Regions from separate parts of the Homo sapiens genome. Here regions 1, 2 and 3 are each linked to region 4. A link is an interaction called in ENCODE POLR2A ChIA-PET data of the cell type or tissue named here. Cell type or tissue: PC-9. All regions are shown on one strand. Region 1 overlaps TROAP (trophinin associated protein). Region 2 holds the start of KCNH3 (potassium voltage-gated channel subfamily H member 3). Region 3 has its middle 17 kb from the start of DRC2. Region 4 overlaps TUBA1C (tubulin alpha 1c).

Evidence for each region. ChIA-PET counts read pairs that join two places held together with the same protein. Peaks named below come from ENCODE experiments on the same cell type or tissue, not always from the same donor. Only the 100,000 strongest peaks of a DNase experiment are listed, where the experiment ranks them.
Region 1: POLR2A ChIA-PET joins it to region 4 with 11 read pairs; 24 of 35 experiments call an interaction of 5 or more read pairs at or near these places.
Region 2: POLR2A ChIA-PET joins it to region 4 with 25 read pairs; 6 of 35 experiments call an interaction of 5 or more read pairs at or near these places.
Region 3: POLR2A ChIA-PET joins it to region 4 with 27 read pairs; 3 of 35 experiments call an interaction of 5 or more read pairs at or near these places.

What each region holds. Positions count from the first base shown.
Region 1 is chr12:49,325,778-49,333,777 of GRCh38, forward strand. TROAP (trophinin associated protein) reads left to right here. Exons shown (of 15, transcript NM_005480.4): 5 at 1-107; 6 at 299-381; 7 at 891-943; 8 at 1,432-1,553; 9 at 3,150-3,278; 10 at 3,384-3,467; 11 at 3,618-3,677; 12 at 4,080-4,214; 13 at 4,368-5,166; 14 at 5,437-5,630; 15 at 5,796-5,954. The coding sequence ends at 5,840. C1QL4 (complement C1q like 4) reads right to left here. Exons shown (of 2, transcript NM_001008223.2): 2 at 6,632-7,456. The coding sequence ends at 7,277. Among named protein-coding and RNA genes, the nearest start is that of TROAP-AS1, 5.2 kb to the left of the region's middle. RefSeq lists an enhancer at 4,693-5,194. In PC-9, CTCF peaks have their summits at 6,055 (motif pointing right) and 6,255; no DNase peak of the experiment used is centred here.
Region 2 is chr12:49,535,863-49,543,862 of GRCh38, forward strand. KCNH3 (potassium voltage-gated channel subfamily H member 3) reads left to right here and starts at 3,168. Exons shown (of 15, transcript NM_012284.3): 1 at 3,168-3,630; 2 at 5,037-5,270; 3 at 5,768-5,902; 4 at 6,844-6,977; 5 at 7,413-7,656. The coding sequence starts at 3,555. RefSeq lists silencers at 2,129-2,248, 2,979-3,158 and enhancers at 2,476-3,287, 3,288-4,097, 4,742-4,791, 6,598-7,797, 7,144-8,000. In PC-9, no CTCF peak of the experiment used is centred here; a DNase peak (open chromatin) is centred at 4,859; H3K4me3 peaks cover 1,332 bases; H3K27me3 peaks cover 1,790 bases.
Region 3 is chr12:48,883,044-48,891,043 of GRCh38, forward strand. No RefSeq gene overlaps it. Among named protein-coding and RNA genes, the nearest start is that of DRC2, 17 kb to the right of the region's middle. RefSeq lists an enhancer at 4,213-4,322. In PC-9, a CTCF peak has its summit at 7,822 (motif pointing left); a DNase peak (open chromatin) is centred at 4,178; H3K4me3 peaks cover 5 bases; H3K27ac peaks cover 350 bases.
Region 4 is chr12:49,265,638-49,273,637 of GRCh38, forward strand. It overlaps TUBA1C (tubulin alpha 1c), which reads left to right. Exons shown (of 4, transcript NM_032704.5): 2 at 3,828-4,050; 3 at 4,191-4,339; 4 at 6,616-8,000. The coding sequence ends at 7,590. Among named protein-coding and RNA genes, the nearest start is that of TUBA1C, 4.6 kb to the left of the region's middle. RefSeq lists a silencer at 1-74. In PC-9, no CTCF peak of the experiment used is centred here; DNase peaks (open chromatin) are centred at 2,064 and 3,134; H3K4me3 peaks cover 4,289 bases; H3K27ac peaks cover 5,138 bases.

The sequences.
Region 1 (8,000 bases), 60 kb after region 4:
GAACCCCCACCCACCGACTGGACCCTGCCAGGGCTTCCTGCTTCTCTAGGCTGGAGGGACCAGGACCTCGAGGCCGGACATTGTGCCCCCAGAGGCTACAGGCTCTGGTGAGTGCCCTTGAGGGGCTGATAGTCGGTGCTTCTGGGAGCTCCTTCCAGGGACAAAGCTGGGCTCTGGGAGAAGAGGTACCTCATGATGAGGCAAGGGATCCTACTGGGGGAGATGGGGTTGGTGGTGAGGCCTGAGGGTTTGGGGTCCACCTCTGATTCCGTTTTCATCTCTTGCTCCTGTGGATCAGATTTCACCTTCAGGACCTTCCTTTCACCCTTCCACTCGCCCCAGTTTCCAGGAGCTAAGAAGGGAGACAGCTGGCAGCAGCCGGTGAGAAAGGAGAGGGTGTGGGAGAAGGTCATCTGGAAAAGAATGAACCAGTGTCTGATACAGGAGTCCCCCAGAGTTGGGGCCTTCCAGGAGCTTTAGGACTCCCCACCAACTCAGGAGGGGAAGCAAGAAACCTGTGATTACCCGGGATGAGCCCTTGGGATAGGGTTCAGGCTTTCACAGCCAGGCCTCAGTGTGACATCAGTTTACTCAAGTCATGGGGGGACAGGGAGGACAGAAATGTGCTATCTCTTTTGTTTAGTGGCTAGAGTATAGACTGTGGCAATAAGTGGGATTTGGGTTTATATCCTAACTCTTAACACTTACTATTTGTGCAAGCTTGCCTTCACCTCTCTGAGCTTTGGTTTCTTTGTCAAGTGAGAATAACATTTGTACCATCATTAGTTGTCATGAGAATGAAATGAGATGATGTTTGTAAAGCACTTAGCACATGTCCAGCTCATACTTGGTATTCAGTGACTGCTGGCTAATGTCCTTATTGTCATCAGGACTTCAGTGAGCCAGGCCTCAGGATTGCTCCTGGAGACCCCAGTCCAGCCTGGTAAGTGTTTCTGGCGTGGGGAGAGAACAGGGGCAGTTGGGCTGCCTGAAGCAGGGAACAAGACCAGAGAAAACTCAGCAGGCTGGGAGGGAGCATGAGGAAGTGGGAGGCCGGGAGGCTAGGTCAGAAGGAGAAGGAGAAGAGACCTTCTAGATAGGCCAGCGATTGGCACAGTTGCACTTTTGTCTAAGGAGATGGTCTCCATTTCGGCCCTCTCTCTGCCACTTCCTGCAAGATTTATCTTCCACTCACTGTTTATCCCCAGCCCCTAAGTGCCATCACCACATCCCCAGCCTACTCAGACGTTCAGATTAATAAGTGTTTACTGAGATAGTGTTGGGTGTTGAGGGGCTGCTGGATGGGTTCCTGTCCCTAATAGTGCAATGGGGCCTATTAAACTAATATACCCTCTTCAGAAGTTGCAGAACACTGTGCCAAACTTTGGTGGGTGTTCTAGAGTCTACAACAAATGTCCTGTTTCTTCCTAGCTTTCTCTCTTCCTAAAGGAGAACGCGAGGTTGTCACTCACTCAGATGAAGGAGGTGTGGCCTCTCTTGGTCTGGCCCAGCGAGTACCATTAAGAGAAAACCGAGAAATGTCACATACCAGGGTGAGATGCGACTCTCCTGGGATGGTGGGTGGGAGGTGCAGGAGTTGCTTGGAAGAATTTTGCTGCAGCAGCCAACACTGAGAATTGTAGGTAGAGCCAGGAAGTCCTGGGCCTCAGGATGTTACTGGGTAGGTTTACCCCAGATGCACCCAGTCCCTCTCCAATGTGAGACTGACCTCTCTTTATCAGATGTCTGGGGCCTAGGGTGAGAGGTCATATTTGTATCACCATCAGATCAGTGCTAAGGGTGAGACAGATCTGACACTTGTCAGCCAAAAGCATTCATCCCTTGGCTCCACAAATATTTACTGAGTAGCACCAGCCTACTGAGTGCCAGGCTCTGTTCTAGGCTCTGGACATATAGCAGTAAACAAGTTCATATTCTAGAAGGGGGAGACAAGAAATAAACACAGGTATAAAATAAATAGTGTCTCAGATGATGGTAAGTTCTCTCTAAAATAATAATAATAATAATAATAAGGCACTAAAGGAGAATTGGGAGCAGGGGAGTTGGTATTGCAATTTAAAATAGATTTGTCAGGGAACTCTTACTGAGAAGATGATGTTTAAGTGAAGACCAGGGGTTGGAGGAGGAGTGAGATATGTTGATATCTGGGGGAAGGAACATTCCAGGCCAAGAGAACTGAAGAGGTAAAGGCCCTGGGGAGGGAATGTGCCTGGTGTGTTTGAGGATCAGCAAAAAGGAGAGGCCAGTGAGATTGAAGCAGAGTAAGAAGAACAGTAGGAGATAGGGTTTTAGCGATAACACGATCAGATTGGGTAAGGAATTGTACACCAGTGTAAGTCTTTGGCTTGTCTTGGAATGAGTGGAAAGCCATGGGGAGAGGGGTTGATCAAGAAAGTGACATGATTTGACTTAGGTCTTTTTTTTTTTTTTTTTTTTTTTTTTTGAGATGGAGTTTCACTCTTGTTGCCCAGGCTGGAGTGCAATGGCACGATCTCCGCTCATTGCAACCTCTGCCTCCTGGGTTCAAGTGATTCTCCTGCCTCAGCCTCCGAGTAGCTGGGAATACAGGCATGCACCACCACGCCTGGCTAATTTTGTATTTTTAGTAGAGACAGGATTTCTCCATGTTGGTCAAGCTGGTCTCAAACTCCTGACCTCAGGTGCTCCACCCTCCTCGGCTTCCCGAAGTGCTGGGATTACAGGCCTGAGCCACCATGCCCGGCTTGACTTAGGTCTTAAAAGAATCACACTGGCTGCTGTAGTGAGAACACGATATAGGAAGACAGCCAGGCGTGGTGGCTTACTCCTGTAATCCCAGCACTTTGGGAGGCCGAGGCGGGCAGATCACGAGGTCAGGAGATCGAGACCATCCTGGCTAACATGGTGAAACCCCATCTCTACTAAATATACAAAAAATTAGCCGGGCATGGTGGCGGGCACCTGTAGTCCCAGCTACTCGGGAGGCTGAGGCAGGAGAATGGTGTGAACCCGGGATGCGGAGCTTGCAGTGAGCCAAGATCGCGCCACTGGACTCCATCCTGGGTGACAGAGCGAGACTCCGTATCAAAAAAAAAAATAGGAAGACAAAGGGGGCGGGGATCACTCTTCCACCTTTTTCTTCTTCACAGGACAGCCATGACTCCCACCTGATGCCCTCCCCTGCCCCTGTGGCCCAGCCCTTGCCTGGCCATGTGGTGCCATGTCCATCACCCTTTGGACGGGCTCAGCGTGTACCCTCCCCAGGCCCTCCAACTCTGGTTTGTGTCAACAACTGGGGGCTGGGCAGGGGCAGAACAGTCTGGCCGGAGATCCTTGCTATGTCTGGGTTTTGTCCCTGCTCAGCCACCCACATCTCTCCCCAGACCTCATATTCAGTGTTGCGGCGTCTCACCGTTCAACCTAAAACCCGGTTCACACCCATGCCATCAACCCCCAGAGTTCAGCAGGTAAGAGAGGGCATGGAGAGGTGGCTGGCATAAGTCACAGCTAGGGGAGAAAGGAGATGGATGGGTACAGGAGAGAGAAGACAGAAGCAAGGGGAGGCTGAGTGCCATCTGTGGGTGTCAGCCCTTGCTGACATCTCACTTCTGTGCCAGGCCCAGTGGCTGCGTGGTGTCTCCCCTCAGTCCTGCTCTGAAGATCCTGCCCTGCCCTGGGTAAGTATCAGAAGCTTCCCCCTACTGAGATCCCTTGCCCTGTGCTGCCAGCCTGGAGGCCCAGGAGTTTGAGGCACACGTGCTTTCTGGGCCAGGCATGGTGGCTCACACCTGTAATCCCAGCACTTTGGGAGGCTGAGGTAGGAGGATTGCTTGAGCTCAGATCTTTGAGACCAGCCTGGGCAACATAGTGAGACCCTGTCTCCACTAAAATTTTAAAAATTAGAAAGTGCTCTCTGGAAAAGCTGCCTAACTCTCACTGCTTCTCTGCTGCCCCTCCTAATGTACATCTAGGGCCTCTCAGTTAGGGGCTTCAATCCATTCCTCATGAGGGTGGGACTCAGGCTGGTCTTTCTCCTGCCCCAGCCTGGCTTGCTTGTGTGCCTTGTTCCTTGGTGACAGGAGCAGGTTGCCGTCCGGTTGTTTGACCAGGAGAGTTGTATAAGGTCACTGGAGGGTTCTGGGAAACCACCGGTGGCCACTCCTTCTGGACCCCACTCTAACAGAACCCCCAGCCTCCAGGAGGTGAAGATTCAAGTGAGTCTGTGTGGCCAACAGCTTTGATGTCTATTGAACAGTGACTGGGCTGAGGAAGAGGGAAAAGAGATGGGGGATCAGGAATAGGACAGTGTGGGTAGACTACTGAACGCACATCTTGATGTCACACTGGGGTGCTCTCTCCCACCACAGCGCATCGGTATCCTGCAACAGCTGTTGAGACAGGAAGTAGAGGGGCTGGTAGGGGGCCAGTGTGTCCCTCTTAATGGAGGCTCTTCTCTGGATATGGTTGAACTTCAGCCCCTGCTGACTGAGATTTCTAGAACTCTGAATGCCACAGAGCATAACTCTGGGACTTCCCACCTTCCTGGACTGTTAAAACACTCAGGGCTGCCAAAGCCCTGTCTTCCAGAGGAGTGCGGGGAACCACAGCCCTGCCCTCCGGCAGAGCCTGGGCCCCCAGAGGCCTTCTGTAGGAGTGAGCCTGAGATACCAGAGCCCTCCCTCCAGGAACAGCTTGAAGTACCAGAGCCCTACCCTCCAGCAGAACCCAGGCCCCTAGAGTCCTGCTGTAGGAGTGAGCCTGAGATACCGGAGTCCTCTCGCCAGGAACAGCTTGAGGTACCTGAGCCCTGCCCTCCAGCAGAACCCAGGCCCCTAGAGTCCTACTGTAGGATTGAGCCTGAGATACCGGAGTCCTCTCGCCAGGAACAGCTTGAGGTACCTGAGCCCTGCCCTCCAGCAGAACCCGGGCCCCTTCAGCCCAGCACCCAGGGGCAGTCTGGACCCCCAGGGCCCTGCCCTAGGGTAGAGCTGGGGGCATCAGAGCCCTGCACCCTGGAACATAGAAGTCTAGAGTCCAGTCTACCACCCTGCTGCAGTCAGTGGGCTCCAGCAACCACCAGCCTGATCTTCTCTTCCCAACACCCGCTTTGTGCCAGCCCCCCTATCTGCTCACTCCAGTCTTTGAGACCCCCAGCAGGCCAGGCAGGTAAGGAGTTGGCTGGGAAGGAGTGTGAACACAAGAGGTCCTCACCTCACTGTGAGCTGCACACCTGCCCTGCCCCTACCCCAGGCAATCTCATGCTTCCACACCTTCCACCCTGGCCCAGCCTGGCTCTCCCTCAGGAAGAGGGGAGGGGCTGCACTTCCAGCCCTGTGCTCCTAATTGGCTTGGCCGTTGGTGGGGGAGGAGGAGAGGACAGTACATGGTGGAAGTATAGGACCCCAGACCTCCCTCTAAATTTTCCATGCCCCTCAGGCCTCAGCAATCTGGCCCCTCGAACCCTAGCCCTGAGGGAGCGCCTCAAATCGTGTTTAACCGCCATCCACTGCTTCCACGAGGCTCGTCTGGACGATGAGTGTGCCTTTTACACCAGCCGAGCCCCTCCCTCAGGCCCCACCCGGGTCTGCACCAACCCTGTGGCTACATTACTCGAATGGCAGGATGCCCTGGTGAGACTCCAACCCACAGCCCAGCTGTGGCTGCACAGTGAGCCTGATGGGAGGTGGGGAACAGGGACAGGGGGCCACCTGGGCTTCTTCACAGAGAGGTCAGCAGGAAGGCTTGGCTACAGTGCAAGGTTGGCTGAGCTGTGACAAGGTCTTCTCTGTCTCCAGTGTTTCATTCCAGTTGGTTCTGCTGCCCCCCAGGGCTCTCCATGATGAGACAACCACTCCTGCCCTGCCGTACTTCTTCCTTTTAGCCCTTATTTATTGTCGGTCTGCCCATGGGACTGGGAGCCGCCCACTTTTGTCCTCAATAAAGTTTCTAAAGTATCCACGTGTCTAGCTAAGTGTCCAAACAGGCCAGCTACTGCTGTCACTCTCCCACTGCCCACAGGATGGCAGTGTCCTCCAGCTCAGAGGCCAGCCCTGGGCTCTTGGGATCCCCCAGGCTCCCATCCAGAAGCCGTCCTGAATCCTGAAAGGGAAGGAGGAAACCCACTCCTGCCTAGCCCACCCCCTTGCAAGCTCTGAGCCTCCCACTCCTGCCAAGCCCACTCCCTCGCAAGCTCTGTAAATATGTTGGCGGGCAATTGGAACCCCTGTTCCCCTTGCTTTTTGAGATCAGTCTCACTTAGCTTGCAGGAGCCCTAGACGACTCCTTCACCCCCTAGAGCTCCTCTTCTAGAACTCTCTGCGTGCATTGGGCAGAAAAGCAGAAGCACCAGACCCAGACCTTTGGACTCTTCCCTTATTAGGCTGGTGTCTCCCTCCACCTACAGCGTGAGGCCCCAAAGCTCTCCTGAAACAGACCATCCTTCTTCCTCCCCATAGCAGAGTAGAAGCACACACACACCCCTTTTCTGCCAGAGGCAGGCCTTGCCTGGAATTAACTAAAACTTTGCCTCTGGCAGGGACTGACAGCACGGTAGGAGCTCTTTAGAGGAATGAGGGAAAGGGTCCGCCACTTTCCCCCCAGTCTATGCACCAAGTTAAGCAGCCACACACAATCCCCCAACCTCACTTTATTAGAAGAGGCAGCAGCAGCTGTAGCCCCAGGGCCTAGTCCGGATAGGGGGGAATGGGGACTGTACAGAATGCGTTTTAAATGCCAGGAAAGAATTCACTGGTTCCTCCAGTTCACAGGAAGGCTGCCAAGGCTGGAGCCTGAGCCTGAAAGTGGAGACGAGGGGACGAGAGGGTGGCGAGAGAAAGTTGTGACGGAGAACCTGCACTACCCTGTTTTAATGTCTTCTCTTGCCTAAATGGGCTCCTCCTGTTTCTGTTATTTCCCTCGCAAGCTGCGGGGGCTTCCCTCCGGCTTTCTGGGCCTCTGAGTCCCGCTATTAAAACTGCTCCCCATCTCTGTACAAAAGAGAAAGCCACGACCTCTGCCCCTATGGGGTCCAGCGCGCACTTGGGTGCGGGTGATCCCTCCGGAAGTCGCTCTGCTCCTCTGGCCGGGTCTCCTCCTCTTCCCGGCCACTTATACCCTTGAGCACCAAGAGTTCGCCCATTTAGGCCGCCTCCGGGAACGGAAGGGTCCACCCCACCGCCAGGCTCTCAAAGGGTGGGGTGGCGCCTCGGGTGGGGCGGGCAGGAGGTGGGTGAGGACGGGAGAGAAGGGGCGAGCGGGGGCACGGGGCGGGGCCGGCTCAGTCGGGGTAGATGATGAAGCCGGAGAAGGTGCTGTACTTGTTGGTGTTGCCGCCGTGCACTTTCCCGCCGTCCAGCTTGATGAAGACCTCGTCGCCCACGTCCAGGTGCAGAATGACGCTGTTGCTGGCGTAGTCGTAGTTCTGGTCCGCGTCCTGAGCAATGGCGCTGGCCCGGACCTATCGAGGGAGAAGAACCTGCTCATGCTCTGTGTGGAGCTGGGGTGACGAGAGGGGTCGGGGCGGCTGGGCGTGCGAAGGCGGCCGGGCAGCCGCCGCAGGGGCTGGGGAGGACCAGGGAGGAGGGTAGGACATCACGGAGTTGCTCCAGCTCTGCCATTCACTAGCTGTGTGACGCGGAGCAAATACCACGCCTTTTCTGGACCTCGAGTTGATTTATAAAGTGAGGGACAATAATAGAACCCACCTCATAGGGTGTTAAGATTAAGTGAATTACTACATGTGAAGTGTGTTCAGAAGAGTGGTTTGCTTTTTTTTTTTTTTTTGAGATGGAGTTTCATTCTTTTTGCCCAGGCTAGAGTGCAATGGCACGATCTCGGCTTACTGCAACCTCCCGGGTTCAAGCGATTCTCCTGCCTCAGCCTCCCTAGTAGCTGGGATTACAGACGCCTACTACCACGCCCAGCTAATTTTTTCTATTTTTAGTAGGGACGGGGTTTCACTGTGTTGGCCAGGCTGGTCTCGAACTCCTGATCTCAGGTGA
Region 2 (8,000 bases), 270 kb after region 4:
GAGAGGATAGTGGGCTGAGATCCTGTGCCTGATCACGCTCATCTAAAACAGGCCACATAAAGGAAAGGGTCAGTGGCGGTACCCCCTCCCAGTACGCATTCACATGAGTTCTTTGAGGGGCAATGGGGGAAGGGGTTTAAAGGCCCAAACAGGCCTTTGACTTTTCACTCTGCAATAAGAATGGTAATAACATTCCATAAATATTAGTGTATTTTCTTCTCCTGGAAGTGGGAACCAGGGCAGCAAAGGGTGACATGGGCATTGTGCCTGGAGCTGCTGGAGGAGGCAGTGCACCTCAGACTAGGGACTTGACCTCGCTGCCCCAAGTTTTTCATCCGTGAATTGGCAGTTATAGCTAATAACTAGCTCATAGCGTTATTATGAAGATTAATGGGACGATCCAAGTAAAGCACTTTGCACAGTGCCTGGCACAAAGTTAATGCTCAATAAGTGTAAGCTGCTGTAATCCTCAGGGGCACCCCACACATTCCATCTCACCCTGATCACCCTAACCCAAGGTGTCTGGTTTGGCTTAATGCCCAAAACCAGCCCCAGCAGGTGAGCTGGAAGCCTGAAAGTCTAAACACTTAGGCCTTACAGGGATAAGTGTAAGGCCACCCAGACATGCTACACAAGCCCAGATGACCAGTCCTCTGAGTGCCCACACAGTTAGGCTAGAGAGAGGTAGACCCAACGACCTAGGGCTGGGAGACTGTCAGGGTTCTAACCCTGGCTGTGTCATTTATCAACTCTGTTACCTTGAGCAAGTCTCTCTCTCCCTCCTCCTCCCCCTCCTCCTCTTCTCCCTCTCCCTCCCCTCCTCCTCCTCCTCCACCTCTTCTTCTTCTTAACTTCTTCCTTCTTCTTCCTTCCTCCTTTCTCCTTCCTCCTTTCTCTCTTCTCCTTCTTCTCCTTCTCCTCCTTCTTCTTCTTTCTTCTTTCTTCTTCTTCCTCTCTCCCTCTCTCTCAGCTCTGGTTCCTCCTTTGTGAAATGGAGCATAAGGAGCCCCCACCCTGGCTGTTTCACAGGGCTCCTAGGAGACTCAAAATCAGACAACAAACATTTACATGTTGCAGGTGTCACACACTGTTCTAGATCCTCTACACATACTCACTCATTGAATCCTCATTACGACCCTCTGATGTTATTATTAGCATCCGCATTTTACAGATGAGAGAACTGAGTCAGAGAAGGGTTAATAACTTGCCTTTAAAAATCACACAGACAGGCCAGGTGTGGTGGCTCTCGCCTGTAATCCCAGCACTTTGAGAGGCTGAGGCGGGCAGATCACCTGAAGTCAAGAGTTCGAGATGAGCCTGGCCAACATGGTGAAACCCAATCTCTACTAAAAATACAAACATTAGCGGGGCGTGGTGGCGCATGCCTGTGGTCCCAACTACTTGGGAGGCTGAGGCAGGATAATTGCTTGAACTTGGTCGGCATAGGTTGCAGTGAGCAGAGATAGCTCCAATGCACTCCAGCCTGGGCGACAGAGGGAGACTCCGTCACAAAAAAAAAAAAAAAAAAAAAAAAATTCACACAGACCAAAATTAAAAAAAAAATTTAATCACAGGGACAGCAAGTGGCAGACCTGGTTCCCAAGTGGGTGGGTGATTTCAATTGTGGCCTTATCCTGTCTCAAAGTGAACTGACTCCTAAAATGTCCTTCTTTTTAGTAGACAGCTGGACCGCCGCCTGGAGAGGAAGCCTTGAACGGCTGGGGGAGGGGATTACTTTACAGCCAGGATCCAGCCAAGGCTGGGGATGAGATGGGAGTAGGATCTCCCGACTCCTTAGGGTCACTCCTCAGGGTCACTCCTCGTCCTGGGGACCAGATTCCAGGCTTCACAGGACCGGAGAAGGAGGAGCGCGTCCTCCCTTCCCAAAGCGCCAGCTCATTTAGATACAGGTGCCTGGGGCTTTGGCTCTCGTCGCTGATGAGGGGTAGCATCTTTCTGATGCTGGTGACTGTGAGTGCGTCTCGAGGGATGGGGGTGCTGAGCCTACCGCTTCGCTCGTTAGGGAACAAATTGCTGTTTTGGCCCCGGCGGCTCCTCTGGGCGCGGGCGGCAGCCGCGCTCGCTGGCAAATCGTGGGAGGGAGGAGGAGCGGCGCTGGCAGGCAAGTCCGGGGGACCGTCGCAGCGCGGGAGGCCAAGAAAAGACGGCCGCCCCGGGCCCGGCTCCGCCCCGCCGGGAAGGGGCTCCCTGCAGCCGCCCCAGGGCAGCACCCCGCGCGGCGCCGCGCGGAGCTCTCCAGGACGAGCTGCGTGAGGCGCGGGGCTCGGCCTTCCTCGCTCTCCTGGTGCCAGGACCCGCACGCACAAGGTTCGGAAGTTTTTTCGCAGTGTCTGACCCCTGCCGGTCCCCTGTATTTACCACCTGACCCTCTAGCGCGCTTAGGAGAGGCAAGAGGTGACAAATGCCAGAGGGAAATGGAGGGGCAGGACAAGGGGTCTGGCGCTCCCCTCCCCACCACACACCCTTTCCGCCCACGGGGTCACACGGAGGACGTCTGACCCTTACTCCTAGGGCTACCCACCCTCTGGTTTCCAGGCAGCTCCTGCTTGCGGAGACACCTCATAGGAGCAGCTGGATCCATTTTCCAGAGCGTCAAGTTGAGGATGAGAAAGTCTCGAGGGCCGGGCAGCTGTGCGCGCAGAACCCCCGCCCCATCTGCTTTTAGATTTCCCGGGTGCGGCTGGAGCCCCTCTAGAGCGCCGGCCTCCGCTGGCCGCAGGGCCTTCACCTGCGCCTGTCGCCCTGTCCCCTTGCCCACTGCATTTTCCTCGGGGAGAGCATCTTCCACAGCATGCGTCCCCTGCCCCCCACGCCCCGAGCCCCCCTCCCATTCCGCCGGGGGAGGAGAGGCTGCTAGGAGGCTCTCGGAGAGCCCCCGGGCTGCAGAGAAAGACGCCTCCCCTCTGCGGCTGAGGCCGAGTGAGCCAAAGGGGGCCGGCCGCTCGCCAGTGGTTCTCCGAGGTACGGGCGGGGAGGCCCGCGGGGTGGGATCAGGGCGGCCGCCACCTCCCCGCCCCCGCCGAGGTCCCGAAGGGAGGGGAGCCCTCCGCGGGAGGCCTGTCCCTTTAAGGAGGCGGCCCTGGCTGGGTGTGCCCCGTCTCCATGGTTACCCCGGTGCAGGCGGCGGGCGCGGGAGGGAGGGAGGGAGGCTGCAGCTTCTCCCCGACAGACGGAGGGAGCTGCCGAGAGCCGGCGCCGAGCGAAGCCGAGCGGAAGCCCACCCGCAGCCGACACGCGAGCCGCTGCCGCGGCGGGAGGTGCTGAGAGCGCGGCGGCCGCGGGGCCTGGAGCCCGGGATTTGTGGGCGGCGAGGGCGCGAGGGGCCGCGCGCCATGCTCCGGGCCCCGACGGCGCGGACGCCCCCTCGCGCGCCAGCGTCCGGCGCGACCCCGGATCCCGGTCTGCGCATTGCCCCCCGACGGCTGCGCTAGGGAGCGCGGGGCCCGGCGGGGGGCGGCCGAGCTGGGCGCCCTCCCCCGGCGCGGAGTCCCCGCACCCCGGAGGGATGGGGCGGGCAGCCGCGGGCGCCTAAGATGCCGGCCATGCGGGGCCTCCTGGCGCCGCAGAACACCTTCCTGGACACCATCGCTACGCGCTTCGACGGCACGCGTGAGTCCGACCCTCGCCCACTTGCACCCGGGCCGCCGGACCCTCGCCAGGGCTCCCGCCTTCCCCGAACCCCCAGCAGCCCAGCTTGGCGCCAGCCTATTCTCACCCTCTCCTCCCTACCCGCCCCTCTTGAGGCTGGGGCCATCGTCTCCTGCTAGGCGCTGTTTCCCCGAAGGTTCGAAGGTTCGGGGTCAACACTGCTTCAGGCGAGGCAACAGGGCCAGAAGTCCCTGGGTGTGGGTCCTGGGATGCTCTCTGTTAGCCGGGTCTCGAACCCGAACCTAGTCAGTCTGACCCATCCCACCCCTGCGTCTGGCGCTGTCGCAGCAACTACCCTCGGACTGGTGGGGTAAGGCGAGGCGGGTGAACAGTGCTCAGGGACAGCTGAGAGGGCTCAAAACACAGATTTAGAAAAGAGATTTGCAAACGGAGATAAGAGTAGGCGGCACTCGGGAGAGCACCGTGTGTCCAAGCCCCGTGTCTCATAGCCTGAACCCCCTAGACTTGGGGAGGCCATCTAGCCCCAAGAAGATGGTTTGGGGACTCCCATCAGGACTGGGGAAGTTTGGAGAAGGCGCCCCGAGCTCTGGATCCCCGGTTCTGGGGGCTCTGAGCACAGGGGAAGTGATGAAAGCCCCTCCCTCCTCCTCTCCCTCACATCCCCCGTGGGGCTTCCCAGCTCTCTGCCTAGGTCCTCCTTGGTCTCCGGTTCCTGATAGGGGGTGGGAGCCCAGCCCTGCGCTCTCCCCACTCCGGGCTCCTCCATCTGCTTTGCCAGTGTGCTTGGCTCCTGCAGCCTGCTGATTCAGTGCCCCCCACTCCCCAATACATTCCTGGCTCCTGGCTCCCGTGCTCAGTCACCATTCTTACACCCCCATTCTTGATCACATTCACTAATTCCTGAGCCAGGTCAGGCAGCTAGGGCTAAAACACAGACAGCAGGATGTATGGTGGTCTGGGGTTGCCTCCAGTCTAGGTGTGTCTCAGTGGGAGAAGCCAGACAGCCAACCTGGGTACCTGGCTAGTGGGTGAGCCTGGCAGAAGTAGAGGTGGGGCTGAGGCTGGCCCAGAGCTGGCAGGGCAGTCCTCATTAGGGATTCCCCAATCCCAGCCCTTACCCCACATTGCTCAGGACACCCTCCAGAAGGCACAGTGCCCGCACAGCGCTTCATTCACCGACCTCAGTTCACATGTGCTGATCCTTGAATGTACTCACACCTGCTGCAGGGCACTGACAAACAGGTGACACACACTGATTGCTATTCATAAACAGCCCTGCCTTAACACACGCAGGATTCCTGGGGTTTGGAAAACCCACTCTTTGGTTGCAGGCATTTGAGAAAGGAGGGGTGGTAGGCCTCCTGCCCCTTCACCCCACGCCTCCTCTGAGAAGTGCTCTCTTGCAGACAGTAACTTCGTGCTGGGCAACGCCCAGGTGGCGGGGCTCTTCCCCGTGGTCTACTGCTCTGATGGCTTCTGTGACCTCACGGGCTTCTCCCGGGCTGAGGTCATGCAGCGGGGCTGTGCCTGCTCCTTCCTTTATGGGCCAGACACCAGTGAGCTCGTCCGCCAACAGATCCGCAAGGCCCTGGACGAGCACAAGGAGTTCAAGGCTGAGCTGATCCTGTACCGGAAGAGCGGTGAGGGGCCACCTGGCCAGCCTGCCTCACCTTTGCAGTCTCACCCAGCCTGGCACCAGCCCCATCCACTGTCCCTCCTCCTTTCTGTTGCCATCTTCTCCATCTCCCCATGTCATCCCATCTTCCCATCCCCCCATCCAACCCCTCTTGCTCCATCCCACCTCTTGCCCCGGCTCCCCATCTCTACCTGCCTCACCCTAGCCTCAGCCTGCATTCAGTTCCAACCTCGGGTTTCCCGCATCCAACAGAAAAACATCCGCATTTCGGCAGGGCAGATCTACCACACGACAGGTCTGACCGTCATGTTTGCTCTCCCTTGCTTCCTTCCCCCAATTCCATCAAGCCCTGCCTTCAGTGAAACTGGACTGCCAGCCCTTCCCCCAGGAAACCGCTAGATCCTGCCTGTGTCTTGCCCGGGATGTCAGTGGAGCCAGGGCCTCTGTCACCTCAGGCAGTGCTGAGAATAGGAGGTGGGCTGAGTTTGTTTTTGTGCCCAGGGCTCCCGTTCTGGTGTCTCCTGGATGTGATACCCATAAAGAATGAGAAAGGGGAGGTGGCTCTCTTCCTAGTCTCTCACAAGGACATCAGCGAAACCAAGAACCGAGGGGGCCCCGACAGATGGAAGGAGACAGGTAGGTGCATGTAGGTGCTGTGGTCGGGGTATTGGGTGCCGCAGGCCCGGGCGGGGCCTTGGCACCCAGTCTGAGTACGGGGGTCCCCCATGCACCTGCATTCATTTCACTCCCACTCAGGCTGCCTGAGAGGCCTGTGCTGCTCTCATCTCCACATTCCTCGGTATGGGAATATTTTTTCCAAATAGACAGATTGAGACAAAGTTGGAGTTTTTAAGTCAACTTTATTAAGAAACTGAAAGCAAACAAACCCAATTGTACCTGTGAAGCAGGTACTTTCTGACCAGTTAATAAGGTTGAGCACAGACCCACCAGGTTCCTCTTTCCTACAGCAAACCTGACTGGGGGTGGAGCTCTGGGCAAAGCCTGCTTTTAAGTTCTTCGAGTCTTTCCCCTCTTGTGTCCTCCAAGGCTGGGGCAGGCCTTTGGGCAGGTTACAAAGCTGTCAAGGCCTCTTTGCCATTTGGGGATGCTGGGGGTACTCTCCACTCCCACTCGCGTACTCCCAGTGCTGGGTCTGCCTCTCCATGATGTCAGCCTTCATTGTCACCCTCTGGTCCCTGCACTAGCTCCTGGGCTCCTGCTGTAAGTTCCCACACCTCTGCTGACGGCCTCCTGCTAGTTCTCCACCCTGGCCCTGTGAGGTACCTCCTCGCTTCCTGTCCCAGGCCTTTCCCCGTAGAGATCCTCTGGTCCAAACCTCCTCTTCCTGGAAGCAGACCCCAGAGGTAGTGTCTGTAAACACTCCTAGGACTGCCCATTGCTGGGCTGGGCAAGTGAACCCAGGAAGTGAGGAATACCTGAGCCCCCAACTCTAAACATTCTAAGTGGTCAATGAGCCAGACCAGTCCATGGGCCAGCAACTGTGTCCTACACCTGACCCGGAGCTAGGGTGTGTGGGCACACACCCATCATCTTCATGGGCCCCTCTTCTTTCGCAGGTGGTGGCCGGCGCCGATATGGCCGGGCACGATCCAAAGGCTTCAATGCCAACCGGCGGCGGAGCCGGGCCGTGCTCTACCACCTGTCCGGGCACCTGCAGAAGCAGCCCAAGGGCAAGCACAAGCTCAATAAGGTGGGCTCAGCCCTGGGATGTGTGGGAGAGGGGAGGGGCAGACGCAGAAGATGGGGAAGGGGAACCTGATCTACCACAGAGAGAATGTCCTAGGGGCCACCCAGGCCTTGCCAGCACTTTGGGGGTTGGGACTGAAGGAGGGAAGATCACATGCCTGATCCATCAGAAGAAAGTCCTGGCCTGGGAGGCAGATGGGCCTTGGTTCAATCCTGGCTCCTCCCCTAAGCAGCTGTGTGGCCAAAGCTAAGTCACTTAACTTTCCTGATCTTCAGTTTTCTGATCTATAAAATGGAGATGCTAATGCCATCTCGAAGCAGATGCTGCTTCGATAATGCAGGGATAGAAAGGAGGTGGATGCGGGTCCCAGACTCTATCCAAACTCAGCCTGTGCCAATATTCTTTCCTCTCTGCCTGGACCTGCCCTGCCTCACTCAGGGGGTGTTTGGGGAGAAACCAAACTTGCCTGAGTACAAAGTAGCCGCCATCCGGAAGTCGCCCTTCATCCTGTTGCACTGTGGGGCACTGAGAGCCACCTGGGATGGCTTCATCCTGCTCGCCACACTCTATGTGGCTGTCACTGTGCCCTACAGCGTGTGTGTGAGCACAGCACGGGAGCCCAGTGCCGCCCGCGGCCCGCCCAGCGTCTGTGACCTGGCCGTGGAGGTCCTCTTCATCCTTGGTGCGTGCACTCTGCCCCTTCCGCCCCACCCTTTGCTGGCGCCCTGGGGCTTTGCTGGGGATAGTCCACGTGGCTTCCAGGGTGCTACAGTGCCCCCCTCGCTCTCTCTCATTTGTAACCTGTGAGCTTTGAAATCAGACCTAGGTTCCAAACATCTGCCACTTAGAAGTTATATGACCTTGAGCTGGTCAAAGCCTCTCTGAGCCTCCATAAAATAGATTCCCCCTTTGTAAAATAGGCAAAATGATGTCTACCTGTTACAGTTACTGTGAGAACTAAGACGATGTATGGGAAGGGCCGGGGACAGTGTCAACTACTGAGAAAGTGAGCAGGTGTCCAGGCAA
Region 3 (8,000 bases), 380 kb before region 4:
GGAGTTCAAAGAGCCCTGAAGCCCATTCCACGGCAAAGAAATTGGACAGTATGCCAGTGTTGAATGATCTCCCACCCTTATCCCTGACCCCACAGTCCAGTAAACAAAGCGACAGTGCATATAGGGGAGGGGTGGCTTACAGCAATTGCACACCATCCCTTCCTTGAAACCTCTACTGGCCTGGGACCTGGGTTTTGCCCTAGCTGATCTGAGAGGCCTCCCCAGCCTGCTCTGGCATGAGGTGGTGATCGGGGTGGCAGCTGGGAGGGGGTAGGCTGGGAAAGCCATAACAGACTTTGTGGGGAAGCCGGAATTATGCTATACTGGAGGACAACACTTCTTCCTCACCCCCTCAGGGTATCCTTTTTCGGGTTGAGATTTGGAACTGCCCAGCCTGGAAAATGAAGGCCTCCTCCCTTAATTAAATGCCCAGGGGTTGCTATGGTAACCAGAGCTTCCAAATCCTGGCCAGACAATAGGGAGAGGAGCTGTCTCCAGCCTAGACGAGTGAAGCTTCAGGGGCCTTGCTGGGGACAGGAATGGGGCCAGAGGGTGAGAAAAAAGGGGGTGCCAAATGAGAAGATCAGCCTCCTCTCTCCCTGGAGCTGTGGGAATGGGCCTGTCAGAGCCAAGGGGTCTGAGACAGGGGCAACCCTCCTGGAAAGGGGAGGCGATGGGGGCGGGTAGCTGGAGCCAGGCACTGCCCAGAACCAAACACCTCCTTTGTTCCCAGAGGAGAAAGCCAGCCAAGTTGGTAAACAAAGGGAAGAGGCCAGAGGGCAGACAGCTAAGTGATAAGGCCTGGGACCGCAGAGAGCTGAGTAATGGAGCCCCAGAGACGAGGGGAATCTCCATGGTCCCACTAACAAGCAGGACACGCGGCAGGCCTGCATACCTTGCCACACTGACACACACAGTCACAGTGATCACACAGGACACACAGGTGTTCCTACAGAAACACTGATCTTTGAGGACACTTGGATCCCCTGCTCCTTTGTCCCCGGCCTCTCCTCCGGAGCCCATTAGTCTCCCTCCTTTGGAATGTTTATGGAAGGCAGAGGGCAGTCCTCACTTTCATGAGCGTGGGCTCCCACAGGTGGGAGAGCTGCACGCAGGTTCAGGGACGTCAGGTCATGGATCCTGTTACTTCACTTTGAGAGGAGAGACCCTCGTTTGGAAAACATCACAACACAGATCATTCACTTACGTGCCAGGTACTGTGCTGAATGCAATACAGTCTCTAGCTTAATGCCCCCTACAACTCTGTGAGGTAAAAAATGACTGTCCTCTTTTACTAGAGAGAGGAATCTGAGGGGAACTTAGGTAAATCAGGCACGCACTCACAGCCGGTAAGTGGAAGAGCTGGGATTAAACCCAGGTTTGTCTGAATCTTCCCATTTTTCCTACATTTGCTTCAAAAACTTCTTGGAAACTTTTCTGAGCGAGCCCACTCTGTTCTCTCCCTTCCCTCTCCCACTCGGTGTTACCTAAATACTTCTCTAGAAGCAGTTCCCAATTTGCAAGCTGGTTATTTAAAGGGTTTATATATAACTTGGTTGTTTGGAACCCAAACACATTTTTCCCAGAGACAAAATGTTAAATGGGCCGGGCGCGGTGGCTCACGCCTGTAATCCCAGCACTTTGGGAGGTCAAGGTGGACGGATCACGAGGTCAGGAGTTCGAGACCAGCCTGGCCAACATGGTGAAACCCCGTCTGTACTAAAAACACAAAAAAGTAGTCTGGAGTGGTGGCACGCACCTGTAATATCAGTTACTCGGGAGACTGAGGCAAGAGAATCGCTTTAACTTAGGAGGCGGAGGTTGCAGTGAGCAGAGATGGCACCATTGCATTACAGCCTGGGCGAGAGAGCAAGACTCCATCTAAAAAAAGTTAAATGGGTCCAGAAAGGCCACTTGACCCAGAATTAGCTGACAATGCTACATCTAGTTCAGGATTAGCCTGGGGACCCAACCATCAGTAATAATAGTGTTTTCTGGGAAATATATCTGGTTACAAAGTGAGAAAGAAACAGCATTCTTTTCTCACTTTCTCCGCCCTCATCCTGCCACATCTGTATTGCATTTACTGGAGTGCCTGGGGGAATGAGAATGGATGGCAAATCTGGTGCTGACCAAAGGGAGTTTCTTGAGAAGGGTAGAGAAGAAGGGTAGAGGCCGGGCGTGGTGGTTCACGCCTGTAATCCCAGTACTTTGGGAGGCCAAGGCAGGCGGATCACCTGAGGTCAGGAGTTTGAGACCAGCCTGACCAACATGGTTAAACCCCGTCTCTACTAAAAATACAAAAATTATCCAGGCTTGGTGGCGGGCACCTGTAGTCGCAGCTACTCGAGAGGCTGAGATAGGAGAATTGCTTGAACCCGACAGGCGGAGGTTGCAGTGAGCCGAGATCATGCCACTGCACTCCAGCCTGGGTGACAGAGCGAGATTCCATCTCAAAAAGAAAAAGAAAAAGAAAAAGAAAATAAAAAAGAAAGAGAAGAAAGGTTGAGAAGGGAGTTTCTTGAGAAGGGCAGAGAAGGGAGTACCTTGAGAAGGGAAGGAAAGGGTTGAGAATCCAAGCCTTCCTAAGCTGGAAGAACTGTTGAGATGGCACAGTGAAAGCTGAGGGCAGAGGGAGAGGCCAGCAGGACAGCTGTCTGTGCCTGTTTCAAGGACACAGGTCCAGAGGGCCAGTCTAGGAATGAGGGGTGACAGGTGGTCAGAGTTTTCTTCAATAAGAAGAACTTTCTAACTATTAAATCTCTCCAAAAGCAAATGGGCCTCTTGGTGAAGTAGTGAGTTCTCTGCTGCTGGGAATATTCAAGGAGAAGGTAAATAGCCTATTGAACATATGGTGAAAGGAAAGAAGCATTGGACAAATAGACTTCTAAGATTTCTCTAAATTTATAAACCCATTTAGCAAAATGTTATATAGTATCTACATGTGCCCAGCACTATGCCAGAAACAAAGTTTATAGCAGGGGTTCTTGCCCTCATAGAGCTTATAGTCTAATGGGAGAGTCAAGCATTGAATAAACACAACTGATATATTTTTATTTTTATGTACTTATTTTTTAGTGACAGGGGTCTTGGCTATGTTCCCCAGTCTAGTTTCAAACTTCTGGCCTCAAGCAATCCTCCTGTCTTGGCCTCCCAAAGTGCTGGGATTATAGGCATGAGCCACCACACCTAGCCCACAACTGAATATATAATTTCAAATTGTGATACAGATTACAATGGAAAATAATAGGGTACTACTATGTGAGACTAAGAGAAGGGATCTAATCCAGAGGGATTGTTTGAGGAACTGACCGTGAGGCCGAGATCTGGAGGATGAGTGGGGTCAGCCTGGAAAAGGGCAGGTATATGTGTATGCATATAGGGAAGGGTTCAGGGTAGAAGCAACGTCAAGGAAGAAGGCCCTAGGGCAGAAAAGAACAGTGTGACTGGAAAATTGTGAGTGAGGGGAGAGCAGCGAGAGATGACATTGACAAGAGAGGCAGGGCTAGATCTCATAGGTGACGGTAGGAGCTTCCATGCTGCCTAATACCCTGAGCTTTTTTCTCTCTCTTTTTAATATTTAGAAATGTAGGGGGAGGGTCTCACTGTGTTGCCCAGGCTGGAATGCAGTGGCTATTCATGAGTGCAATCATAGCACATTGCAGCCTTAAACTCCTGGCTTCAAGTGATCCTCCTGCCTCAGCCCCTGAGTAGCTGGAACTACAGGCATGCGTCACCATGCCCAACTTGACCTTATCTCTTTTTTTTTTTTTTTTTTTTTTTTGAGATGGAGTTTCACTCTTGTTGCCCAGGCTGGAGTGCAATGGCGCAATCTTGGCTCACTGCAACCTCCGCCTCCCGGGTTCAAGAGATTCTTCTGCCTCAGCCTCCTTCCTGAGTAGCTGGGATTATAGGCATGCACCACCATGCCCAGCTAATTTTTTGTATTTAGTAGAGATGGGGTTTCACCATGTTGGCCAGGCTGGTCTCCAACTCCTGACCTCAGGTAATCCACCTGCCTCGGCCTCCCAAAGTGCTGGGATTACAGGCATGAGTCACCGCCCCCAGCCTGACCTTATCTCTTAACTAGCTGTCCCTCTCCAGTCCTAGACCTCTAGGCCTTGGTCTCCACCAGCTCCCTGCAGTTGCAAGGCCTCACCATTTCCCTGTGGCTCCTCCCACTTCCCCAGGACCTCTTCATAGTAGTAGGTGCTCCTTGTACTTTATGAGTGTCCCCAGGAGGTGGAGTGGTAGAATTCTCATGTCTTGTGTGGGACATTCAGGTTCAATTCATTGCCTTTGCAAAGGCCCTCCCTCTCAAGAAGTAGCATAGTTTGGTGGTGAAAGCACAAACTCTGGAGCCAGACTGCCTGGGTTCAGACAGTGGCTTTGTCACTTACTTGCTGTTCGACCTTGCCAAGTTACTGAACTGCTTCATGCCTCATATGTAGAATGAGGATGACCATGCTTATCTCCTAGGAGTGTTATAAGGTAATATTTGCTAAGTGTTTAGGACAGAGCCTGGCATATAAGTACTAGAACAGTCCCCCCTTATCTTCAGGGGATACATTCAAAGACCCCAGTGGATGCCTGAAACTGCAGATAGTACCGAATTATATATGGACCATGTATTTTTTTTCTATACATACATACCTATGATAAAGTTTAATCTTTTTTTTTTTTTTGAGATGGAGTCTCACTCTGTTGCCCAGGCTGGAGTGCAGTGGCGTGATCTCGGCTCACTGCAGCCTCTACCTCCCGGGTTCAAGTGATTCTCCTGCCTCAGCCTCCCGAGTAGCTGGGACTACAGGCGTGTGCCACCACGCCTGGCTAATTTTTTGTATTTTTAGTGGAGATGGGGTTTCAACATGTTGGCCAGGATGGTCTCGATCTGACCTCATGATCCGCCCACCTCGGCCTCCCAAACTGCTGGGATTACAGGCATGAGCCACCATGTCTGGCTTAGAGTTTAGTTTTTAAATTAGGCACAGTAAGAGATTACCAGCAATAACTAATAATAAACTAGAACAATTATAATGATATGCCAGTATCACTACTCTTGTGCTTTGGAGCCATTATAAAGTAAAATAAGGGTTTTTGTTTTGTTTTGTTTTTGAGACAGTCTTGCTCTTTCGCCGAGGCTGGAGTGCACTGGCGCGATCTCAGCTCACGGCAACCTCCACCTCCCGGGTTCAAGTGATTCTTGTGCCTCAGTCCCCCGAGTAGCTGGGATTACAGGTGTGTGCCACCATGCCTGGCCAAAATAAAGGTTACTTGAACACAAGCACTGTGATACCAAGGCAGTGGATCTGATAACTGAGATGGCTACTAAGTGATAATGGGTGGGTAGCATCTAAAGTGTGGCTACACTGGACAAAGAGATGATTCACATTCCAGGCAGCATAGAGTGGGATGGTGTGAGATTTCATCACGCTACTCAGAATGGTGGCAATTTAAAACTTATGAATTGTTTATTTCTGGAATTTTCCATTTAATGTTTTCTTTTTTTCTTTTTTCTTTTTTGAGACAGAGTTTCACTCTTGTTGCCCATGCTGGCTGGAGTGCAATGGTGTGATCTCGCTCACCGAAACCTCCGCCTCCCAGGTTCAAGCAATTCTCCTGCCTCAGCCTCCCGAGTAGCTGGGATTACAGGCATGCGCCACCATGCCCGGCTAATTTTGTATTTTTAGTAGAGACGGGGTTTCTCTATGTTGGTCAGGCTGGTCTCAAACTCCCAACCTCAGGTGATCCGCCCACCTCAGCCTCCCAAAGTGCTGCGATTACAGGCATGCGCCATGGCGCCCAGCCTTATTTAATGTTTTCAAACCATGATTGACCACAGAAGGCGAGACTACATACATAGACATATACAGTAGCCCCTTTTTATCCATGTAACTGAAACCATGGAAAACAAGACCACGGATAAGAAGGGGCTACTGTATATGAGTGTTTTTTTTTTTTTCTTTTTTTTGGAGGCAGGGTCTCACTATTTGCCCAGGCTGGTCTCAAACTCCTGGGCTCAAGTGATCGTCCTGCCTCGGCCTCCCAAAGTGCTGGGATTACAGGCATGAGCCACTGGGCCCGACTCAGAGTGTTTCTGAAACAAAATCACCAGCAATAAATCACTACAACATCTCCTGTTTTCCTAGCTCATCCCATGCTCTCCCAGTCCCATCCCTAGGTCCACAGCAGGGAGCAAGAGGCCCAGCTTGCTGTTATCTCTACTCACCACTTTTTTGTCCAAGGCTTCCTCCGGTCACAACTCCGGTACTTAAAAAAACAGCCAGGTGTGGTGTCATGCACCCATAGTCCCAGCTACTCAAGAGGCTGAGTGGAGAGGATCGTTTGAGCCCAGGAGTTTGAGTTTAGCCTGGGCAACATAAAAAAGGGAATAGGTAGACCTGAGCTCATCCCCACCCAGCCCTCCTCACCCCCAGAATAAAAGATGTTCCTAATGGTAGGTTGCAGTCAGATCAAGGTATATTGGTGACTCCCCTTCCTTCTCTCTCCCTCCTCCTCTCCCCTCACCTCTTCCTTCCAGCTGTTTTCAGGTTCTGAGAGTATTCTGAATACACTAAATATATCACTGATCCACCTGCACCTGGAGCCCCGCTTTCTGGGCCTTGGTCCTGATCCCCATGGCTGAATTCAGTGCTCATCCACCTACTCCCATACCACCAAATGCTCATTCCCAATGTGGAACTTAACACTTCTGCATCATAACCACCGGCTTTCTTGTTGGTGTCCTTGAGGGGAGCAGCTGTCTGCCTATTCTCTGTTGCATCCCAGGGCCTACATATGGCACTTACCACTCTAGCCTCATTTCTCACCAGTCCTGCTCCTGGCATCTCTGAGCCAGCCACGAGGGCCTGCTGTCAGCTTCTCAGGTCTGCTGAGAGGGAATCTCAGGGCCTTTCCAGGTGCTTCCCTCCTGCCCAAAGTGCTCCTCCTCAGGTCCTCGCCTGGCCAGCTCCTACTTCTTCTTCAGGTCTCTCAGCTTACCTGTCACTCCAGGAAGCCTTCCATGAAGCCCCTGTGTCTAGATAAGTGGCCCTCCTTTGGGGTCTTCCAGCACAGGCATTGGCACTGTATTTTAAGCATCTCTTTGTGCCTCCCACTTGCCTGCAGAACTCAGGCAGGGCAGGGACCATGCTTATCTAATTTGCTGTTGCATCCTTAGTGCCTAGCCCAGAGCCCAGCTCAAAATAGACCAGGGTTTATGCCCTGGGGCCCGTGGATGAGCTGCCAGGGGTTCCTGATGCTCCCAAAATCACATGAAAATGTTTGTAGGCTTATAGTGCATTCTTTTTGGGAGATAATCTGTATTTTTTTATATCATACTCTCAAAGGATATGTGACACCCCTGCCCCCTAAAAAAGGTTAAGAATCAGTGTGTGTAAGCTTTCTGTAAATACTCGTTTTTGATTGGATGCATCCATCGTGACAATAATAGGTGATACTCAATAAACATTATTGAATGAATGAATGAGCCTCCTCTTCACAATTACAGTGTTTTAAATGTTTTCAATGGATTGAGAAAAACCTCAGAAGAAACCTTTGCCAGAAAAAGTTAAAGTGCCCGTTGCTTCAGCCCCTGACTCTGTGGTCCTAAATACGCGGCTCCTCAGTGGGGCCCACAGCTTAAGACCAACGCTTCACAGGCTCACAGCCCCTGTCAGAACCCATCTCCTGCCCTGAAATCCACCTACTGCGCCTTTGCAGCCTGTCAGCTGAAAATAATCCCAGTGAAAGCAGGGGCGAGGTGGAAGCAGAGGAAGCAGGCCCACACACGCCTTTAATGCGGGGGATTCTGCCCCCTGCTGGCTGCCCGGCTCCCCTTCAGCGCCCGGCCGAGAGCCCGGTGGCTGCGACTGAGGTCAGAGCCGGGAGAGGAGAGGGAGGGAGCGAGGCGGAGGCGCCTCGGGAGGGGGCCATCGCCCACCGGGCAGTCTTCCCACCGACGATTAGGCTTTGTCTTCAAAACAAGTTAGAGGTGGTGG
Region 4 (8,000 bases):
CCAGTGACTCGCTGCTGAGTCACCTGTGGCCCTGCCCTGGGGAGAGCTTCCAACTGCGCCAGTCCACTTGAGAATGGAGGCAGGCACCTCCTTGGAAGGGAATAATTAACTTTCACGTTGCCTAATCCTGCATTTCTGGTGTTAATCTAGTGGTAGGTTTATAGCTGAAGCTTTCTACTTAAGCCGGGTTTAAAAACACGTCCACAAAAGGATATTTTCTTATAAAACCAGAGTTGGCCCGGCGCAGTGGCTCACGCCTGTAATCCCAGCACTTGTTCGAGACAAACCTGGCGAACATGGTGAAACCCCGTCTCTACTTTAAAAAAAAAAAAAAACAAAAAAAAACGCTGGGCGTGGTGGCGCGCGCCGGTAATCCCAGCTACTCGGGAGGCTGAGGCAGGAAAATCGCTTGAACCCAGGAGGCGTAGGTTTCCCTGAGCCGAGATCGCGCTACTGCACTCCAGTCTGGACGACAGAGCGAAACTGTCTCAAAAAAACGCAAACCCGGCCCGGCGCGGTGGCTCACGCCTGTAATCCCAGCACTTTGGGAGGCTGAGGCTGGTGGATCACGAGATCAGGAAATCGAGACCATCCTGGCTAACACGGTGAAACCCCGTCTCTACTAAAAAAAAAAAAAAAAAAATTAGCTGGGCGTGGTGGCAGGCGCTTGTAGTCTCAGCTACTCGGGAGGCTGAGGCAGGAGAATGGCGTGAACCCGGGAGGCGGAGCTTGCAGTGAGCCGAGATCGCGCCACTGCACTCCAGCCTGGGCGACAGAGCAAGACTCCGTCCAAAAACAAAAAAAAACCCGCAAACCCCAGAGTAAACTAGTACCACGTGTTCTTAGTTCAGTTTTCAAGAAACGTGAAATTATACGTAACTTGAGTGTTTTCTATAAAGCTTCCAGAAGTATTGAAAACAACTATCTTAGGCCGGGCGCGATGGCTTATGGTTGTAATCCCAGCACTTTGGGAGTCCGAGGCGGGAGGACCGCTTGAGCTCAGGAGGTCGAGACCAGCCTGGGCAACACGGTGAAACTCCGTCTATACTAAAAATACAAAAATTATCTGGGCGTCGTGGTGCGTGCCTGTAGTCCCAGCTTCTCGGGAGGCAGGGGTGGGAGGATCTTTTGATCCCGGGAGGTGGAAGCTGCAGTGAGCCCAGATCGCACCACTGCACTCCAGCGAGACCTTATCTCAAAAATACGTACATGAATTTAAATATAAAAATCAAATGTAAATACATGTATATGTCGCACTGTAACAACTTATTGCTTCTTTTCAAGCAGTACCAAAAAGATACTGGTAAAAGTGGGATTCACAAAGTAGTGAGACCCTTTAAAAAGCAGGAGAGCGGCAGCGGACTGGTTTAGGTGAACACTGGTTAAATTTTCTTGTTTTTTAACGAGAGGTAAGAGCTGCTTATCCAGTTAACACTAGACCAATTGACTCCACCTGTGCCTCACTTTCTCCCACGTGGCCAGGGGAGAGTGGAGGGTAAGTCAGTGGCCGCTGACTGCCTGCTAAGCTTCAAGAAGGCAGTTTAGACTGAGCAATGAAAGAAAAATTGCGGGCGCAAAATAGAAACGGCATTTAAACAGAAGAAGCATTTGTTAGAATGAGTGGATCTTCTCAGATACTTTATCTCCTTGGGCCTGGGGGCCATCATGATCAGGTATCTGGTTATCTCCAGCTTTTTGGGGCTTGGGCGTTTCCAAAGTCCAGTTAAAGGTAAACATGATGCCGGGCGTGGTGGCTCCCGCCTATAATCCCAGCACTTTGGGAGGCCGAGGTGAGTAGATCACCCGAGGTCAGGAGTTCAAGACCAGCCTGGCCAACATGGTGAAACCCCATCTCTACTAAAAATACGAAAATAAGGCAGGCATGGTGGTGGGCACCTGTAATCCCAGCTACTTGGGAGGCTGAGGCAGGAAAATCGCTTGAACCTGGAAGGCGGAGTTTCCACTGCACTCCAGCCTGGGCGACAGAGCGAGACTTTTTCTCAAAAAGGTAAACATGATGCAATGGTAAATAGTCATGGGCTAATTAGAACAAACTACTCCTGTTCTCCCACACCCCTGGAGCTGGGTGAGTAGACCCAGGTGATACTGAGCTTGCTGATGTGGTTAAGAGACCTTGATTGTTTCATGGGGAGTGTAGGTGGGAAGGAGGTCAAAGGTTGTGAGTAATTAGGGTTTTTATTATCTCTTGGCTTATGAGACCAGGTCCTTTGAGAACTTAGTGCTCTGCCAGTCTCCAAAGTGGCTAATCTGACTTATGATGAAATGCCAAACACCCTTTTTGTTTTCCTGTTAAGTCTGTGTGTACAGATTCTATGTTTATTCCCTTATTTTACTTAGCAGGTGTGGGTTTGGTAATTTCTAACCATATTCTGCTTTGGCCCCTCTGGCCTTTCTAAATTAACTTGGTCCACCTCATAAATATATATCTATGAGAGAGAGACACACACACACAGACACAGACACAGAGTCTTGCCTCTGTTGCCCAGGCTGGAGTGCAGTGGCGAGATCTCTGCAACCGCCACCTCCTGGGTTTGGGTTCAAGTGATTCTCATGCCTCAGTCTTCCGAGTAGCTGGGACTACAGGCGCGCACCACCATGCCTGGCTAATTCTTGTATTTTTAGTAGAGATGGGGTTTCAGCATATTGGCCAGGCTGTTCTTGAACTCCTGACCTCAGATGATCCACCCACCTCGGTCTCCCAAAGTCCTGGGATTACAGGCATGAGCCACTGTGCTCTACCATAATTTTTTTTTTTTTTGTATTTTTAATAGAGACAGTTTCACCATGTTGGCCAGGCTGATTTCAAACTCCTGACCTCAAGTGATCTGCTCACCTTGGCCTCCCAAAGTGCTGGGATTACAGGTGTGAGCCAGAAACAACTAATTTCTTAACCTATCAGTAAAGTCTTGGTAACATTTCTAGCCTTTATTATTATGGTCTTCCCTCTTCCGGAGATGTTTTGACGGTGAAGGAAAAACGTTCTTCCTATAGATTAGATTCTTCCACTTGGTTAAAAAGCTGCCTCTGACCACAGTTTTTAAAATACAGCTAACTGCTGCTTATCCAGCATTTTCTTCATGAGTCATGGCTATAGTTTGCTGGTTTAAGCTGGTTTTAAAGGAGGGAGAGAGAAGCTTTTGTCTCCTAAAGAATAGGATTAAAGCGGGACCAGAATGAGCTCAGTAGTTACACAATCATTCAGAGAATGAATCAGAGCTGGAAAGGGGAATTTTGCCTTAGTTTAAGGAATCATATCTACTGTGGCTACAAAGCAACTGTCTGGTCTTGCCGAGTAGTTCATGAACACATCTTTGGTTTTCCAAGGCACTTTTGCTGAATTAGGTCTTCAAAGATTTTTGCTTTTGAAATTATAGTCCCTGAGCAGGAGTGGCCTGCTGAAAGATGGTTATCTTTTTTTGTTTGAGATGGAATATCTTGTCACTCAGGCTGGAGGGCAGTGGTGTGATCTCAGCTCACTGCAACCTCCACCTCCTGAGTTCAAGTGATTCTCCTCCCTCAGCCTCCCAAGTAGCTGGGACTACAGGTGTGCGCCATCATGCCTGGCTAATTTTTTTTGTATTTTTAGTAGAGATGCAGTTTTGCCATGTTGGCCAAGCAGATCTCAAACTCCTGACCTCAGGTGATCCACCTGCCTCAGCCTCCCAAAGTACTGGGATTACAGGTGTGAGTCACTGCGCCCAGCCAGTTATCTGTCTTGAAGGTTAATCAGTCATTAGGTGTGAATCATTCCTAAATGTCCCATCTGATGTATTATACCCTGACATTTTCCTTTCTTCCTCCCACAGCGTGAGTGCATCTCCATCCACGTTGGCCAGGCTGGTGTCCAGATTGGCAATGCCTGCTGGGAGCTCTACTGCCTGGAACACGGCATCCAGCCCGATGGCCAGATGCCAAGTGACAAGACCATTGGGGGAGGAGATGATTCCTTCAACACCTTCTTCAGTGAAACGGGTGCTGGCAAGCATGTGCCCCGGGCAGTGTTTGTAGACTTGGAACCCACAGTCATTGGTGAGTTGACCTCAGTAACCCAAGTGAGATCCCAGGGTGCTGGGACAGGAGGTCTGTCCTGGGGGGGCTCCGCTGGTCACTCACCCACTCTCCCTCCCCGCTCCTTGTCCCTCCTCCTCCTCCCCCATCATGTTCTCCAGATGAAGTTCGCACTGGCACTTACCGCCAGCTCTTCCACCCTGAGCAACTCATCACAGGCAAGGAAGATGCTGCCAATAACTATGCCCGAGGGCACTACACCATTGGCAAGGAGATCATTGACCTCGTGTTGGACCGAATTCGCAAGCTGGTAAGTATAGTACTTTAAATAAAGTGGGATGAGAGTTTCTTTTGCAGTTCTGAGACCAAACTACAGAAATCATTCTTTGCAACTAAAATGAGACTATTTGCATTGCAACTAAAATGTATCTGTTCACTAAATTAATTGGATTTCTGAACCAGATGATCTTGGATTTATGGGACAACTATGGGGTAGAAGTAAGTGCTCTTTAGCCTATTTTGCTTCAAGCTGAGACACCCCTTTTGAGGTCATCTTAGTCATACTGAGTGAGTAGGTAGCTGACTTCTACATGTAACTAATTGATCAGAGTCATTTTTTAAAAATCTGGGATGGTTCCTTCATGTCAATACAGAAAGTTCAGAGAACAAGAAGCCAGTGTCACACTGACAAGAAACAGCCAATACTGGAAACTTCCAGTACTGCTGAAAGTGGAGTCGGGAGCTTCCTTATGAAGTGTGCTGTTTGGATCACTTTAATTAAGAGCCTGGCAATCAGATGACTCTTTGCTCCTTAGGCATGTGGGCAGCTTGTAAGTAATTAACCAGAGATCAAGCATGATGGTCTGGGCAGAGTAACTTGTCAAGAAAATCACATTGTATTAAGCCCAGCCATGACTGCTCCATTCTAAAATAGAATAGCCTCATCATTCATGGCTTCATACTTTCTCAGATGTTTACGTAGTCTTCCCAGCAAAACTGGACTGATGTTTCCGATGCTTAAAAACTAAGCTTTAGGCTGGGCACGGTGGCTGACATCTGTAATCCCAGCACTGGGAGGCCAAGGTGGGCGGATCATGAGGTCAGGAGATCGAGACCATCCTGGCTAACATGGTGAAACCCTCTCTACTAAAAATACAAAAAAATTAGCCGGGCGTGGTGGTGGGCGCCTGTAGTCCTAGCTACTAGGGAGGCTGAGGCAGGAGAATGGCGTGAACACGGGAGGCGGAGCTTGCAGTGAGCCGAGATCGTGCCACTGCACTCCAGCCTGGGCGACAGAGTGAGACTCCATCTCAAAAAAACAAACAAACAAAAAAAACCCTAAGCTTTAGTTATAAGCACTGACTTGGAAAATCAGGGACCTGCCTTTAGGACAAATAAACCTAGTAGCTATTTAGGGTTCTGGAACGTGAGGTTTATTGCCTACCAAAACAATTGCATTTGTCCTTGTCATTACTGTGCTCACAGGAGGCTTAACTGGTGTAATTGGTAGGCGAGAGTCTGCCCTGTGCATTGATCTCATGTAGTTGATGGACCCACAGGCTATAAGGGAGCTGAGTAGAGAATGTTCACAAATCTGAGGCCCATCACTTGGAGAAGCAAGAGTTTACAACAGAATACTTTATTTGGAAGGTCAAAATCATTCCTTCGTAAAGTAGCAGTTTGCTAACCAAAATAGCCCAGTTAGGTGGAGGAAATCCCCAACAACCTGAGGTCTCATGGAATTGTGGTTGTGTCACTTTACCCAAAATAAATGGGCTTCTTGGTACCTAGTGTCATATATTGGCTTACTGGGCCAATACTGTGCTTACTGTGCCAAGCACTATGCTGAGTACTTACTTAATTCTCAACCTAAGGTGATTACTATTCTCACTTAATCAGTGGAAGAACTGAGAAATGAATGTGGTCATACAGTAAGGAACTGGTACAGCCGGATCCTGACACAGCCTGACTCCAGTACCAGGGTGTTAGAACTTTGGCTATTCTGTTGTTCCACCTCAGAAAGCAGCTGCCAAATCTTTACAAGACATCCACTGTACCAGGCTGGTGGTCCTGGGCCTGCCCCTTAGGACCTCTCCAACTAAGAAACTGCCCTGTTCTGTGGCCACAGCAAGAGAACCAGAGGCTGCCTTCCCAGTTACCAAAACTTGAGCCCTGTATGCAAGCCCAGGCCTTGTGATTCCTCTGCCTAAGGCAATAGTTCATCTTAAAATAGTCTTAGCAAAGGTTTTTCTGCTCAAGGACTTGATTGTGAAAAGTTGTTCTGAATCACTTAGCACTTAAAAGCTTTTTTTTTTTTTTGGAGACAGGGTCTGCTCTGTCATCCAGGCTGGAGTGCAGTGGCCTGATCATCAGTCTTGAACCCCTGGGCTCAAATGCAAATGGTCCTCCCACCTTGGACCCCCAAAGTGTTGATTACAGGCGTGAGCCACTGCGCCTGGCCCAGAAGAGTTTTAAAATTGCAATTGGAGTAGCCATAGATTTATAGAAGTCCTCTGTAGGTTTCACCAAATGTGAACACTAAATGAAACTTTCGCAACACTAAAATGAAACTTTTTTATTTTGCAGGCTGACCAGTGCACCGGTCTTCAGGGCTTCTTGGTTTTCCACAGCTTTGGTGGGGGAACTGGTTCTGGGTTCACCTCGCTGCTCATGGAACGTCTCTCAGTTGATTATGGCAAGAAGTCCAAGCTGGAGTTCTCCATTTACCCGGCGCCCCAGGTTTCCACAGCTGTAGTTGAGCCCTACAACTCCATCCTCACCACCCACACCACCCTGGAGCACTCTGATTGTGCCTTCATGGTAGACAATGAGGCCATCTATGACATCTGTCGTAGAAACCTCGATATCGAGCGCCCAACCTACACTAACCTTAACCGCCTTATTAGCCAGATTGTGTCCTCCATCACTGCTTCCCTGAGATTTGATGGAGCCCTGAATGTTGACCTGACAGAATTCCAGACCAACCTGGTGCCCTACCCCCGCATCCACTTCCCTCTGGCCACATATGCCCCTGTCATCTCTGCTGAGAAAGCCTACCACGAACAGCTTACTGTAGCAGAGATCACCAATGCTTGCTTTGAGCCAGCCAACCAGATGGTGAAATGTGACCCTCGCCATGGTAAATACATGGCTTGCTGCCTGTTATACCGTGGTGACGTGGTTCCCAAAGATGTCAATGCTGCCATTGCCACCATCAAAACCAAGCGTACCATCCAGTTTGTGGATTGGTGCCCCACTGGCTTCAAGGTTGGCATTAATTACCAGCCTCCCACTGTGGTGCCTGGCGGAGACCTGGCCAAGGTACAGAGAGCTGTGTGCATGCTGAGCAATACCACAGCTGTTGCCGAGGCCTGGGCTCGCCTGGACCACAAGTTTGACCTGATGTATGCCAAGCGTGCCTTTGTTCACTGGTACGTGGGTGAGGGGATGGAGGAAGGCGAGTTTTCAGAGGCCCGTGAGGACATGGCTGCCCTTGAGAAGGATTATGAGGAGGTTGGAGCAGATAGTGCTGACGGAGAGGATGAGGGTGAAGAGTATTAACCTGTGTGCTGTACTTTTACACTCCTTTGTCTTGGAACTGTCTTATTTTTGTTCTGTAAATGTCTATTGCCGTAAATTGTTAATAAAATTGAAGTTTCCATTTTAAATGTCGAGCTGACTTAAATACTTGATCCAGTTAAAGTTGGATGTATGAGGCTGGTAGATGAAACCACCTGAGTCGAGGGTCTTGCTCTGTCACCCAGGCTGGAGTGCAGTGGCATGATAATACATAGCTCATTGCAGCCTCGAGCTCCTGGACTCATGTGATTCTCCTGCTTCAGCCTCCTAAGTAGCTGGGGACTGCAGGTGCACACCACCATGCCCAGCTATTTTTATTTCTTGTAGAGATGGGGCCTTGCTATGCTGCCCAGGGTGGTCTTCAACTGGCTTCAAGTGATCCTCCTGCCTCA